Regions from separate parts of the Homo sapiens genome. Here region 2 is linked to region 1. Evidence: chromatin loops called from intact Hi-C (ENCODE). Cell type or tissue: CD4-positive, alpha-beta T cell. All regions are shown on one strand. Links, peaks and the distances in the headings refer to the core of each region. The heading gives the core; the rest is flanking DNA.

Evidence for each region. Peaks named below come from ENCODE experiments on the same cell type or tissue, not always from the same donor. Only the 100,000 strongest peaks of a DNase experiment are listed, where the experiment ranks them.
Region 2: a loop joins it to region 1, with 6 times the contacts of the local background. A loop is called at or near these places in 64 of 110 quality-filtered maps.

What each region holds. Positions count from the first base shown.
Region 1 is chr3:127,828,568-127,836,025 of GRCh38, forward strand. LOC107986129 (a long non-coding RNA gene) reads right to left here. Exons shown (of 5, transcript XR_001740896.2): 5 at 3,728-4,565. Among named protein-coding and RNA genes, the nearest start is that of MGLL, 9.8 kb to the left of the region's middle. In CD4-positive, alpha-beta T cell, for the core only: no CTCF peak of the experiment used is centred there; a DNase peak (open chromatin) is centred at 3,444; H3K27me3 peaks cover 239 bases.
Region 2 is chr3:127,647,891-127,655,348 of GRCh38, forward strand. The region is part of intron 2 of PODXL2 (podocalyxin like 2); the gene reads left to right. Among named protein-coding and RNA genes, the nearest start is that of ABTB1, 21 kb to the right of the region's middle. In CD4-positive, alpha-beta T cell, for the core only: CTCF peaks have their summits at 4,455 (motif pointing right) and 4,662; a DNase peak (open chromatin) is centred at 4,461.

The DNA of each region.
Region 1 (7,458 bases), core at 2,409-4,908:
GTGTACCACTGTGCCCAGCTAATTTTTTTTTTCTTGGCAAAGATAGGGTTTCACTATGTTGCCCTGGCTAGTCTCAAACTCCTAGGCTCTGAGCCTGCCTGCCTTGGCCTACCAAAGTGCTGGATAATTATAGGCATGAGCCACCAGGCCTGGCCAGGAACATTTTTAAATTCCAGTTTTATTTATTTATACTGTGTTTGAGTGAATCTCTTTGTATAGACTTTTTAGTGGTTGCTCTATGTACTGCATTTTATGTATCACAGCTTACTGATGCCACTTTACTAGTTCTTATGCAATATAAAAACCTAACATCTTCTTATGTCCCTTTACTCTGCACCATTTATACTCTAATTGCCTTAACTATTTTCTCTACATACTCTGAGATTCACATCAGATAGTATTAAAATTTTTGCTTCAATCATCAAATATAATTTAGAAAAGAGGAGAATAAAAGTCTATTTTATTTGCCCATAGTTTTGTTCACTGTGTTCTTTCTTCATGATAGTACAAGGTTTCTTCTTTTATCATTTCTTTTTGGTTTAGATATATTCCTTTAGCCATTCTTTGAGGATGGGTCTGCTGGCAACATTTTCTTAGTTTTGCTTTATCTGAGAATGTCTTGATTCCCCTTCATTCCTGAAGGATATTTTCACTACATAAAGAATTCTGGATTAAAAATTATTTTCTTTCAGCATTTGAAAAATATCATACCATTACATTCTGGCCTTAATGCTATCTGATAAGATATCCATTGTCATTCAAATTTTTTTTCCTTATAAGGAAATTACCTATAGGTAACATGTAATTTATCTTTCCCTGCTGTCAAGATTTTTTTCTTTGTCTTTAGTTTTCAGAAGTTTGACTATGATGTTTCTTGGTATGGGTTTCTTTGGGTATATTTTATTTGGAATTCATTCAGCTTTTTTATTTATAGTTTTTTTTTGTCTCCTGCCAAATTTGAGACATTTTCAGCCATTACTTATTTGAGTACTTTTTCAGCCTCATCCTCTTTTCTCTTCTCCTTTTGGACTCTGATGACATGAATATTTGAGCTTTTCTTATAGTTCCGTAGGTCCCTGAAGGCTCTGTTCATTTTGGTTTTTTTTTTGTGGGTTTTTTTTTTAAGCCTATTTTCTCTCTGTTATTCAGATGAGTCATTTCTATTGTCCTATGTTCCAGCTTATTGCACTGTTCCCTCTATTTCACCTTTGAGCTCATCCATTGAGCTTTTTATTTCAGTTATTGTATTTTTCAACTCTAAAATTTCCATTTGGTTCTTCTTTATATCTTCTATTTCTTTGCTAAGAATTTCTATCCCTTTGCCAAGACTTTTTATTTTTCATTTGTTTCAGGCATGTTTATAATTGCCTGTTGGAGAACTTTTATTGTGACTGCTTTAAAAATCTGTTTGTTTTCCTGTTGGTATATATTGTCTTCTCTAATCCAGTGTTAGATCTTTCTGGTTCTTGATAAGATAAATGATTTTCTATTGAAACTTGGTCATTTTTGTATTATGTCATCAGACTCTGGATCTGATTTAAACCTTTTGTTTTACCTGTGTTTCTCTAGAGTCACAAATGTATAAGGCAAAACAAAAAACCCAGGGAACTCACCACCATGTTGTTCCTCAGGTCCTGAGGTCCCCAGCAGGTTTGCCTTTTATCTCTTCCTTTCAGCATCCTCTTACGTTGGTTGTATACATAATGTCCAGGGTTTTTAGTCATATTTAGTGGGAAAAGTAGGGAAAAGCACATCCACTCCACCTTTGCAGATGTAGAAGTCTTGTATCTGGCTTTTTATTTCAGTAGGGAAATCAGTGGGCCACCAGGCCCCTACTTGCCTGTGTGTCCACCTAGATCTCTAGGGCAGGATTATTCTAGATGCAGTGATCTCCAAGACAAGTGCTGGTTGTCAGGCTCTGCTCCTACAGCCTGCGATGAAAAGGTAAGGGTTGCAATTCAAGTAAAGGTGACGTCTTTCTGCCCCTACAAGTTGATATGGTTTGGATCTGTGTCCCCACCAAACCTCATTTTGAACTGTAATCCCCAATGTTGAAGGTGGGGCCTGGTGGGAGGTGAATGCATCATGGGAATGGATTTCTCATGAATGGTTTAGTGCCATCCCCCTTGGTATTGTCTTGGTAATAGTGAGTGAGTTCTCGTGAGATCTGGTTGTTTAAAAGTGTGTAGCACCTTTCCCTCTCTCTCTTGTTCCTACTCTGGCTGTGTAGGACGTGCCTGCTTTCCTTTCACATTTTGCCATGATTGAAAGTTTCCTGAGGCCTCCCAGAAGCAGAAGCCACTATGCTTCCTGTATAGCCTGCAGAATCATGAGCCAATTAAACCTTTTTTCTTTATAAATTACCCAGTCTCAGGTATTTCTTTATAGCAGCATGAGAATGGGCTAAAACACAAATGTTCTTGTGTGGCCTTCAGAGATGCTCTGAGGTTTGAGGAGAGTAGAACATACTGGAAATACCTGTGAAGAGAAAAGGAGAAAGAGCAAGCCGGGAGATAGTAAGAAGACCAAGAGTTTCTCTTATTAGCAGTTTTAGTGTATGTGATATTGCACAAGAATTTGGGTGGTTGTATACTTCAATTATAAACCACTTCTAATGGGAAAGGAGTGGAGGTTGGGAATGGAAATGGTACTGAAAATGAATGATAGAGGAAAAGCAAGACTGTACTATCAAACTTAAGGGGAAATAAAGTTGGGCAAAAATACCTAAGCCTCAGAAGCAAGCTCCACTGACTAGTGGTGCTACTTCCTGGTGAGTTACTCTATTTTGCTAAGCCTGCCTCCTCACCTGAAACAGGGGAATGTGGATAGGAATACCCCCTCTAGGGCCTTGGTTAAGATGGACTGAACATCAGCATGGTGCCTGGTGGCTAGTCAGCTTGTATTAAGTCAGGGGTGGCAGCTTGGGGGCCTTCATGTTAAGTCTGACCCATTAAAAAGTATTTCTATATCTGAAATGGTTTTTTTAATGTGAGTTTTAAAAATTGGTGATTTCACATGCAAATCCAGATTCCTAGCTTTTCTCAAAGAGCAGAGGGATATGGTTACACTGGACTGTTAGTGTTGGATGATGGGTTGAGCATGAGGTGCCTGCAGGGGCAGATGGATTTGAGGATCTAGAGCTGAAGAAGAAGGTCAGACCGGAGACAGAGATGTGGGTGTTGGCCGGAAATGGCCCTTGCAGCTGTGGGGGAGAGTGTGCTGACCCAGGAGAGTGGGCAGGTAGAGGTGTGACCTGGCAGCCTGCATACTGCACCTGGTCAGCAGGAGATTTGACCTGCACAGTGCTTTATTGATATTTGGTTGAATTAGTAGCCAATTTCTGAAAATCAGGGCATTTCACATAGCAATGCTGGTTGTGTAAAAGGCCAAAGGTCTGGCAATATGGGCTTCCATCTGGGCGGGCAGCAGCCTGCACTGAGGCTGGGGGGAGGCTGCCCCCTGCAGGTGGTGCATGCATTTGCCTATCGGCCCACTCTGCCTGGCCCACCTCCAAAAATGCTAACTCTCAGATTTCTGATTTATTTTACTGGGTGGAGCTTTTCTGAATTGTGAAACATGAAGGAAGAAGGGGAGGTTTTGATGGTGATGGGCAGAAGCATGATGTCCAATTCATTCAAGGCTTTCTGAGTTCTCCTTGGAACAGCTAAGTGGAGAGGCCTGATTGCCAATGGAAGATGCAGTAGGATGCTCAAGATGGAGACGAAGGTTTGGAAGCCGTCGGCCATTTATTATCACTGAAATCATGGGAGTGAATTCAATTGCTCAGGGGATGTAGACTGGAAGGATAAGCAGGCCTAGGAGAGATCATCGTGAAGAGGAGAAGAGTTTGCAAAGGTGATAGAGACAGAGGTGGATGATCCAGAAGGTGTGATTGCAGAGAATCCAAAGTTGCATCATATTCCAAGAAGAATATGTGGCCAAAAGAGTCTAATAGCTCCCAGCAGTCAAGCAAAAGACAAACTGAGAAATGTGCAATTGACTTAATGACAAGGTCATTTTTGACCCTGGAGAGAACCCAGTTCATGGATTAATCAGGGTAGAGGCCAGCTTGTGCTTATGTATGAAGTGAGTGGACAATAAGTGGAGACAGCAAGTGTAGATAACCCTTTCAAGATATCTTCTGTGCAGAAAAGGCAAGAGTGCAGTGGCAAGGACTATGGGCATTTGAGGCAGACAGCCTGGGTTCAATTACCAGCTCGGCTAATGTTTAACTACATGATCTTGGGCATGTGACTTACCCTCTTTATATCTATATGAAACAATGGGAATTAAGATTATTGCCTATTTCATGGGACTGAATGGAATAACGTTGGTCAAGTACTTAGCACAATGCCTGGCACTTGGTAAGAAGAGTGCAATAAAATTTCATTACTATTAATTTAAGTGATAGATGCGTGTGTTAAAAATTCAAATGAGAATCAAAATGTTAACAGTGAATTGTGAGTCTCCATCCCATCCCTGTGCCTTGGTTCCTGTCCCAGGTTCTGTGTGGCCTTCCAGAGATCCTCTGAGGGTTGAGGAGAGTGGGACTTCACTGGAAATACCTGTGAAGAGAAAGGGAGAAAGAGCAAGCTAGGAGACAATAAGATGCAAAGGCATCAGGGGAATGAAAGTAACTGGCTTCCCGGGGACTCCAGTAGCCAGGCTGCTTAAAGAGGCAAGACACAAACTGGAGAGTCTGGGAGTTAAGGACAGAGCTTGAGAAACATCTCCTCAGTAAGGGTGGAGATTTGTTGCATCAGTGGCCCCAGTAAATGGCCTGCTTGTTCCCATGCTCTTTGCACTGACTTGGAAGCTCTTCCCATCGAGAGGTGAAGTCTAGTTCCAATACCTTGAATCTGCATTGGCCTTGACTTGTTCTGGCCAACAGGGTGTGGTGGGAATGGCACTGTGCCAGTTCTTCTTGATGTAAGGCATCAAGAAGCCTTACATGCTCACTCTTTCTTCACTCACCCCAACCCTTTCCTTTGTCATGTAAACCAGCCTGGACTAGCTTGATGGAGTGATGAGGCCCATGGAGGAAGCCAAGGCTCTCTACCAGACAAGCAACCAATCCCCAGAAGCAGATCTGCCCTTGTGACCTGCAGCTACCCACAGATGCATAAGGGTGCCCAGCAGAGACCAAAAGAACCACCTTGGCTGAGCCCAGCCCATGTTGCTGCCCCACAGAATGATGAGATAAATGTTTGTTGTTTTAAGCTCTTAAGTGTTGGGGTGACTTGTTATGCAGCAGTTGCTAGCTGATGCAGCAAGTTGTGCATTGCATTTGCCATCTCACACATTAGAGTTATCCCATCTCTACAATCACTGTGGGACCTGGGAGGTGGAATTCAACAGTTCTAAATCAAAAAATGTTTAAAATTACTGAAAATTTGGATGGAGGAAGAAAAGGGAAAGAAAAAGCACTTTGCACGATATATAATATCTACAAGATATGTTTACACGTGACAGAACAATCAAATTAATCAAATAGGATGTACTCAGTGCTATAACTAGAAATCATAAATATCCTTAATGTTGGTATGGCAGGGTTTATTGACTCCATTATTCTACCTTGTTGAAGTGTGTAGAAAAATTTTCCCCAAATCGTTTCCACCTTGGCACCCTTTAGCAATTTTTCCATGAAGTCTTAAATTCTTTCTGCATAGGAGATTTGGGGCCATTAACGAGCATGGTTGAGAAAGGAACTATGGTCATTAGAGGCCCCCAGACAGCTAGGTATTAAATGTGAATATAAGCTCTTAAACAATGTGTGTGGGTGCAGAAAAGCTCATTTTCTCCCGTTGAATGCTCCTGAGAGTCGACTTGGCCATCAATTTCTTCTTCCATGAGGACACAGTTGTAGATGTCATTGGAAGGGCAGGTGTGGCAGTCAAAGGCACTCTCCTGCCTTTCTTTGACCACTAAAGGTCATGTGGGAAAAACCAAACAGAACATTTTGAATATTTTTAGTGTAGTTCCTGCAGAAATTGCATCAATGGGAATCAAAATAGGGAAGTAAATTAACAGGTGCCCATGCCAATAATGCCCTTATCATCCTATGGGGTCAGCACTAGCATGAATTTTACAGCTGAGGAAACTGCACAGCAAAGAAGTTCCTTTGCTTGCCAATTGCCCTACGAGGAAATGGCAGAACAAGTCTGTGAACCCGATCCGTCCACCTCCCATACTTTCTCCATTGTAGGGCGACGTTATTGTGTGGGAAGTGTCCATTTTCTATTTAAAGAAAGCTTTCAAAATAAATGAAGTTTAAAACATGGGTTGATTTAAAGAAAGGTATTACATAAATAACAGAGCTTGTGGGTCATAGATGTGACAAAGCCATCATGTAAGTAGCGTGGCCTTGCCGAGGCTGGAGACACACAGGGAGGAGCCCAGGAGGGAGAGCTGGGTGTGGCCCCCACTCTGCCTGTGACCTGCCTACAGCCCCTCCTGGCTGAGGTGCCCTCCACATCAACATGATTTTTCACTTCTGGGCTTCAGCTTCCTGTGGGTCAAGATAAAGCTTGGCCCAGATGGTCTCCAAGGGTCCTCCCAGCTCTTAGAAACAGTCTTGCTGTGAACAGCTATTTTTTGCTCTGTATTTAAAAGCACAAGGGCCAGGCCTATTGGGAAAGGCCATTAAGTACAATCAAATCTACCAAGATGAAAATATAGGTTCCCGCCCACATGCCATCTTCTTTAAATGCATTTGGCAAGTCCAGAATGTCAGCAATTAGTAACCGGGCCCAAGCACGGTAATAAGATTTGGACTCACCAGTGAAGGAGAAATTCTTCCCCTGACTAATCTGGTTAGTGAAGCAGTTCAAAGTTGCACACGCTGAAAAATGTTCCACTAAGGTCATTATAAGTACAAATAAAGTAGACTCTGCTCGCAAATAAAAGTGGTGGGTCACACATGTGTATCTTCCTACGTTATTTTTTGAAAAAAGTTTTTTTAGACTTCTTTTGAAATAGATGCCCTTGACCTCATACTAAAGTTTCACCATCAAAGGCAAATGAGGTGGTAGTTATGTTTAGGTGGGGAAAGTCCAGTGAAGGGTTGGGTAACTGCAGAAACTGCTACATATGTATAGATATTTCCAGGTAATTTAGGCAAGGTTGTTGGGGAGGGAAGCAAACTACACAGCCTTTCTAAACAACAGCATTTGTGTGTGTGTGTGTGTGTGTGTGTGTGTGTGTGTGTGTTGGGCGGGGGTGGGTGGGTGTTCTGTTTTTTAATTGACTACTTTGAGTCAGAGAAGCTACACGGTGTGTACTGGTTAAGGGTACTGACCCTAGGAGCTGAAACACTTCTTGGACTTACAAGCTCTGTGGCCTGGAACAAGTTACTTAGCCTTTTTGCACCTCAGTTTCCTCATCAGTAAAATGGAGGTAATAAGAGTATATAATTCACATAATTATCGTGAAGGTTAAATGAATGAACATATTAAAGTG
Region 2 (7,458 bases), core at 3,061-5,560, 180 kb before region 1:
CCAGACCAAAAAGAGAGGAGGAATGTCCCCCAGAGTAGAATTGAGGTGCTATTAACAGAAAGAGAGCATGAGACAACAGTACTGTGCTTGAGTAGGGAACACTCATAAAGTGCCTATACTTCATATGTCATTTTCACTTGGATTTTTTTTTAACCTCACAGCAACCTGATGAAATCTGTAAAAGCAGGCATGATTAGATCACTGTTTTACAGCTAAAGAAGCTGGCTGACAGAGATTTAAAAGTGGCTCTAAATGACATAGTGGCAGAGCTAAATCTCAAATCTGAGAGTTCTACTTCAAGATCTGCTGCTCCCCTCAATACAAAGTCCTTCATTAGGCTACTTTAATTATCATTGCCGTAATCAATTTTGGAGAAAGCAGACCGACCGAGCAGCTGTCTGCTGGGACCTGGAGCTGGTTCCTGTACAGCGAAGCCTTGTTGTGATTGTGTCTGCTGTAGAATGATTTGACCTTCTGGGTCATTGCCCACACATCAGGTGTATCCATGTCCTTAGGATGGGCCGATAGCTGTGGAGCCTGTGGACAGAGCAACAAAGAGAGCACTTTTACTTAGACACCAAAACAAAAGCCTTGTCATTCTTGTTCTGTGCTAGTAATAAATATCAACATATAAAAATTTAAAACAGCAATTAAAAGAAGAAAATAAAAATCACCTATAATCCAGTGATTCAGTCAGTGAATGTTAACGTTTTGGACTATCTCTTTCTGGACTTTTTTTTTTTTTTGAGACAGTCTCACTCTTTGCCCAGGCTGGAGTGCAGTGGTGTGATCTTGGCTCACTGCAACCTCTGCTGCATGGGTTCAAGTGATTCTTAGTCTCCTGAGTAGCTGAGATTACAGGTGTGTGCCCCTATGCCCAGCTAATTTTTGTATTTCTTTTTTTTTTTTTTTTTTTTTTTGAGACGGAGTCTTGCTCTGTCGACCAGGCTGGAGTGCACTGGTGCGATCTCAGCTCACTGCAATCTCTGTCTCCCGGATTCAAGCAATTCTCCTGCCTCAGCCTCCTGAGAACTGGGGCTGCAGGCAGGTGCCACCACCCCCAGCTAATTTTTGTATTTTCAGTAGAGACGGGGTTTTGTCATGTTGGCCAGGCTGGTCTTGAACTCCAAACCTCAGGAGATCCACCTGCCTTGGTCTCCCAAAGTGCTGGGATTACAGGCATGAGCCATTGCACCCAGCTCTTTCCAGACTTTTTTTTTTTCCTTTATAGGACATATATAAAAATATGCTTTTACAAAAAATGGACAATAGTGGACACTGTGGTATACACATCTTGCTGTTTCACTTAGAAACCTCTTTCCAAGCCAGCACACACAGCTCTGCAGCCTGTTCAAGGCTGCCATGGTCTCCCAGTATAAGGCGGGTCTATCATTTCTTTGGGCAGTCCCCTGCCATGTGGGTGCTGGACCCCAGTCTTCTGCTACATGGACTGTGCCATGATGGGGATCTATAAAGCCACATGACTGTGAGCGTCCCTAATCGTCTCCTTAGGGTACCTTTCCAGAAGTGAGATTGTAGGTTCAGAATATTTGTCTTTAAAGCTTCTCGTTCCTGTGACTCAGTAGCTCTCCAGAAATGTGGCCTGCTTTCCTTCCCATCCCTCACCCTTCCAATACTAGGCATGAATGACTTTGAATGTATACATATACTTGTCAGGTTGGTAGTCCAAAGATTTTGGCATTTTGCAGTTTACTTTATATTCCTTTGATGACTATTGAGGTTGACTATCAAAAAGTAGTTTTAAGCCAGGCATGGTGGCTTACGCCTGTAATTCCAGCACTTTGGGAAGCCGAGGCGGGTGGATCACCTGAGGTGAGGAGTTCGAGACCAGCCTGGCCAACATGGTGAAACCCCGTCTCTACTAAAAATACAAAAATTGGCTGGGTGTGGTGGTGGGTGCCTGTAATCCCAGCTACTCAGGAGGCTGAAGCAGGAGAATTGCTTGAACGCAGGAGACAGAGGCTGCAGTGAGCCCAGATCACACTGCTGCACTCCAGCCTGGACACCAGAACAAGACTTTGTCTTAAATAAAAAAGTAGTTTTAAGTTATACTAAAACGTCTTCCCTTGCACCTCTGTTTTAGACATATTTATTTTTAATTTTGAGTGTTTTTATATTAACACTCAGTTGGATAACTGACTTGAGAGTTGTAGTGAGGGGACAATTTTCAGTGACTTGACATTAACCTAAAGGGACATTTAAAGTGATCTTTCAAGGGCTCTGGCCCTTATGCCTGTTTTAATTCTGTCTCTTGAATAGAAGAATCAGTTCATTGATATTTCAGCCTGTGCTGAAGTTCATCCCTGGGATTATGGCTGCCCTGAGAGATAGAAGTAAAGTCCAGAGTGACTTCGATAAACTGGGGAAAGAAACCTATACAGAACTGTGATGAAATATAGGAGGGAAAAATGATCTATTTAGGGAACAAAGCCAGCACCATAATGAGTTTAAAAGAAAGCGGAGAAATAAGGCCTAGGGGACCCAGGCCTGGGGCTTCATCAGGGTGAGCTGGAGCTGCATCTGAGCCAGCACCAACCCATCACAGGGGGCGCGGGAGAGCTCAGCTTACCAGCTGTGATAAATGACAGTAGTGCCACTGGAGTGGAGAAACCCCTTTACATTTTGCATCAATTAGTCTCAAGTTAGTGAATCTTGTTCAGTTTTCAATAGTTCATTCAGCAAATATTTACTGTGTACCCCCTGTGCTGATTTTGTAACACTCTTTTTTGTTTTTTGTTTGTTTTTTTTGTTGTTGTCGTTGTTGTGACGGAGTCTTGCTCTGTCGCCCAGGCTGGAGTGCAGTGGTGCGATCTCGGCTCACTGCAAGCCCCGCCTCCTGGGTTCACACCATTCTCCTGCCTCAGCCTCCTGAGTAGCTGGGACTACAGGCACCCACCACCACACCCAGCTAATTTTTTTTTGTATTTTTAGTAGAGACGGGGTTTCACCGTTTTAGCCAGGATGGTCTCCATCTCCTGACCTCGTGATCCACCCACCTCAGCCTCCCAAAGTGCTGGGATTACAGGCGTGAGCCACCGCGCCCAGCTGTAATACTCCTAAAACTGTGGTGAGGCTGGGTGCGATGGCTCACACCCGTAATCCCAACGCTTCGGGAGGCCGAGACGGGTGGATCACCTGAGGTCAGGAGTTCAAGACCAGCCTGACCAACATGGTGAAACCCCATCTCTACTAAAATACGAAAATTAGCCAGATGTGGTTGCGGGCACTTTAATCCCAGCTACTCGGGAGGCTGAGGCAGGAGAATCGCCTGAACCCAGGAGGCGGAGGTTGCAGTGAGTTGAGATCGTGCCATTGCACTCCAGCCTGGGCGACAGACTAAGACTCCATCTCAAAACAAACAAACAAAAAACACCAGGGTGAATCCAGAGTTTTCACAAGAGAAGGATGAAAACAGAAAGGTTGAGAATAAAGAATAATTACAGTTGTTTAGCCCCAGGAAAAGAAGCTAGGTTTAGGGGCAACTAAGAGACTATGTACATTGTTTCCTCTGAAGGCGGTGCTAGCAGGTGCTGCTCACTTACCAGATGAAACAGAGATGGACTTGAGTTGTAAAGGAACCATCACAGCTGGGTTTAGGCAAATGGGGGTGTAGGGGTAAGTCAATAACACAGAAATGCCTCTCTAAAGAGACCCAGCCATATTCTTGAAGATAATTGCCAGCCCATCTTCTCTAGACTCACCAGTGCCTGCCAGAGGGCTGAGGCCTCGTCAGGTAGCCTCCTGTGGTCCCTTCCCGTGTTAGGACCCTGACCCTAACCACGGATACACCTGCCGTGAGCTGGGCTGTGTGGATGCTGAGAGGAGCAGAGAACATGGAGTGTGACAGAAGGAAAGTGTGCCTTCTGTGGGCTGGGTGTTTTGCATTCCTGATGCCACTTCATCTTTGTAACAACCTGAGGTATTAGCCTCACATCATGGAGAGGTGGGTGTGTGGCACACAGAGGCAAGTGGCCACCCAGAATTCCAGCCCATGCCTCCAGAACCCTGAAGCTTGGCCTGGGGCTCTTAACGCCAGCCACTCTTGTGATTCAAGCCCAGCTTTAAGGAGGTTGGCTGCGGCCACAAAGGTACGGGCAGACTGGGGAGAGGTCATGATTCTGCTTGTCAGCTTGCTCCTGTCCAGCATCCCAAGCCAAGCCCGGGTGCTGGACTAAATGACCAGGATGTGTCAAAAGACACTGGCTTTAACCACACAAGAGTCTAAGAGTCTTACAACTTTACAACTGTGACAAGTCTAGCATCACAACTTAGAGCAAGAATCCTCCTCTCCTGGGCTCCCTCATGTGGAAAAGGCGAGAGATGGGCCCTTTGCTCTTGCAGGGCCTCTGTCTACCTGTAAAATCCCTGAGTCTGGGATTTGGAGACCCAACTGTTCTGAGGGCTCTGGGGAACATGTGGTTTCTGTTTAGAGCCACCAGGGGGGGCTGTGACTTCACAGTGCCATTCCCAGCAGTTCTGGGAGGGTCGGGAGCCCAGGAGCCTAAGTGTTATCCTGCAATCAATCCAGGAGGTCCTCCAGGGCTCTCCTGTGCAACGAGGGGGTCTGCCCCAGGTGTCTTCTGAGCTGCAGCTTAGACATTCGTGGCCTCCCATGCTCCGAGGCCCAGCCCGAGCCTCTCCCTGGAGGGCTTGAGCCTTGGATGACCTTTCTCATCCTTCAGTGCCCCAGCTCTTCCTGAGGACAGGGATGAATCCATGGAGCCAGCCCTTAGACTTCCACGTGTCTCCAGTGTGTCTCCCGGGCGGCTCGGCTTCCTCACACCTGTGTCCAGGTGTGGGGCTCTAGAGGTACACCTTGGTCCCAGACACGCTTTTGGGGTTTGGCTACAAACTAAAAGGGCTTCGTGGAGGGACCCTTCTCCTGAGCCTGAAGTGGATGGGGTAGGAAGGGATTCCCTGGAGCGCTCAGCTGGTCAGACCCTCCCTCTGGAATCAGAGCTGTCCACGGCAGCAGGGCTGAGGGTGTGGGCATCAAGGACTTGCCCTGGGTCACTGAGGGCAGGCTGGGAGGGCAGGTAGCCCTGTCATGTGTCCCCTCTCTCCTCCCTCTCCTCTTGCCTCTCCCCTCTCTTTACTCTCCTCATCTTCATCTCCCTCCTTTTCCTGCTCAGCTTCACTTCTTTGTTTCTCTTCTTCCATTCCCAATTTGATCCTTTTTCACCTCCAAAGTGCCTGCTGAGGCTTCCTCTCCCCTCTCAATGCAGCGAGTCCCTAGAAGCCTGATCTGTATTCCTTGGACACCTGAGTGGGAAAAGCACCTTCCTCCCTGTCTCTCAAAACTGTCTCACCTGCTTCAGGGCGGTGTGGCTCCTTCCTGCCACAGGGCTCTGCGCTCTCAGCCAGGATAGCCTGCCCTGTCCCTTGCCATGTTTCTATTCCCCTCTTGACAGCTCAAGCATGTTCGCTGACCTGTAGTGAAAGTCAGTGTCTCAGGCCGGGTGCAGGGGCTCTCTCCTGTAAGCCCAGTACTTTGGGAGGCCAAGGCAGGCAGATCACGAGGTCAAGAGATCAAGACCAGCCTGGCCAACAAGGTGAAACCCCGTCTCTACTAAAAATACAAAAAATTAGCTGGGCGTGGTGGCGTGTGCCTATAGTCCCAGCTACTCAGGAGGCTGAGGCAGGAGAATTGCTTGAACCCAGGAGGCGGAGGTTTCAGTCAGCCAAGATCGTGCCAATGCACTCCAGCCTCGGTGACAGAGTGAGACTCCATCTCAAAAAAGAAAAAAAAAAAAAGAGAGAAAGTGTCTCTCACATGTGCACGCTCTCTCTGTTACTCCTTATTTTAAAAAATTTTCAATTTACAGAAAAGTTGCAAGAATAATTCCGTCCACCCCTTGCTCGGACTCCCCCATTATTAACACTTTGCCGCAGTTGCTGTATCAGTGTGTATGTGTACATGTATGGATATGGAGATGCAGATCTGTACTTCTTGCTAAACCATTTAATGGTAAGTTGCAGACATGATGCTCCTTTGCTCCAAATACTTCAGTGTGCATTTCTTAGGAACAAAGCATTCTCCTAAAAACCACAGCAGGATGATCAAAATCAGGAAATTAACACTGATACAATATGCTTCTGTAATTACAAACTTTATTCAAACTTTGCCAGTTTTCCCAGTAGTGTCTTTTATAGCAAAAGAAAAAAAGAGCAGGGTTTCATAGTCCACTATCCGGTCCAGAATCACGTACTGCATTTAGTCCGCATGTCTCTTTTGTCTCTTTTTTATTCTGGAAAACCCTCTAATCTTTCTTTGTCTTTCATGACCTTGACATTGTTGGAGTGCAGGCCAGTTATTTTGTAGATTGCCCCTCAATTTCAGTTTGTCTCAAATTTCCCCATGGTCAGATTCAGGCTCTGCATTTTTGGCAGGCATATTGTGGACGTGATGCTGTATCTTCTTAGTGAATCGTACCGTGGTTCTGCTCTTGGGTAAAGCCTGGCTTCTTCACTCTTTATTCTCAACTCCCATTTGGATCCAGTCTCACGGGCCCTCTCCTGGGACCCCTGCTTTCACACTGCTGGTGTTTGCCCTGCAGCTGCCCACACAGACGCCCCTCACCCCACTGGTTCCTAGTGTGTGCTCCCATCAGGCCTCCCGGTAATTCTGTTTCTGTTTTAGGAGACATTTGTAATACTGAAATCATATTTACACTTGTCAACAGATGAGTAATCCCCTCCTGCCCTGCCCTTTTTCCTAGATTTTCTTTGACTTAAAACTCAAGTGCTTAGGCTTTAGTTACATTCGGTATAAAAAATGAAAAATAAAAACTCAAGTGCTTATCCTGCTCCTCATTCTATGGAGACACTTCCACTTTTCCTGTTATTATTTTACCAGGTAATAACTCCTTTAATAATAATAATGGCAGGCGGATGGCCAGGTGCGGTGGCTTACGCCTATAATCCCAGCACTTTGGAGGGCCAAGGTGGGCGAATCCACCTGAAGTCAGGAGTTTGAGACCAGCCTTGCCAACATGGCAAAACCCCGTCTCTACTAAAAATACAAATTTTTCTTTCTTTCTTTTTTTTGTGAGACAGAGTCTCACTCTGTCACCCAGGCTGGAGTGCAGTGGTGCAATCTCGGCTCACTGGAACCTCTGCCTCCCGTGTTCAAGCGACTCTCATGCCTCAGCCTCCCAAACAGCTGGGATTACAGGCACCTACCACCACACCTGGCTGATTTTTGTATTTTTAGTAGAGACGGGATTTCACCATGTTGGCCAGGCTGGTCTTGAACTCCTGACCTCAGGTGATCCACCCCCCGCTTGGCCTCCCAAAGTACTGGGATTACAGGCATGAGTCACCATGCCCAGCCATAATACAAAAATTAGCTGGGCTTGGTGGCAGGTGCCTGTAATCTCAGCTTCTCTAGAGGCTGAGGCAGGAGAATTGCTTGAACCTGGAAGGTGGAGGTTGGAG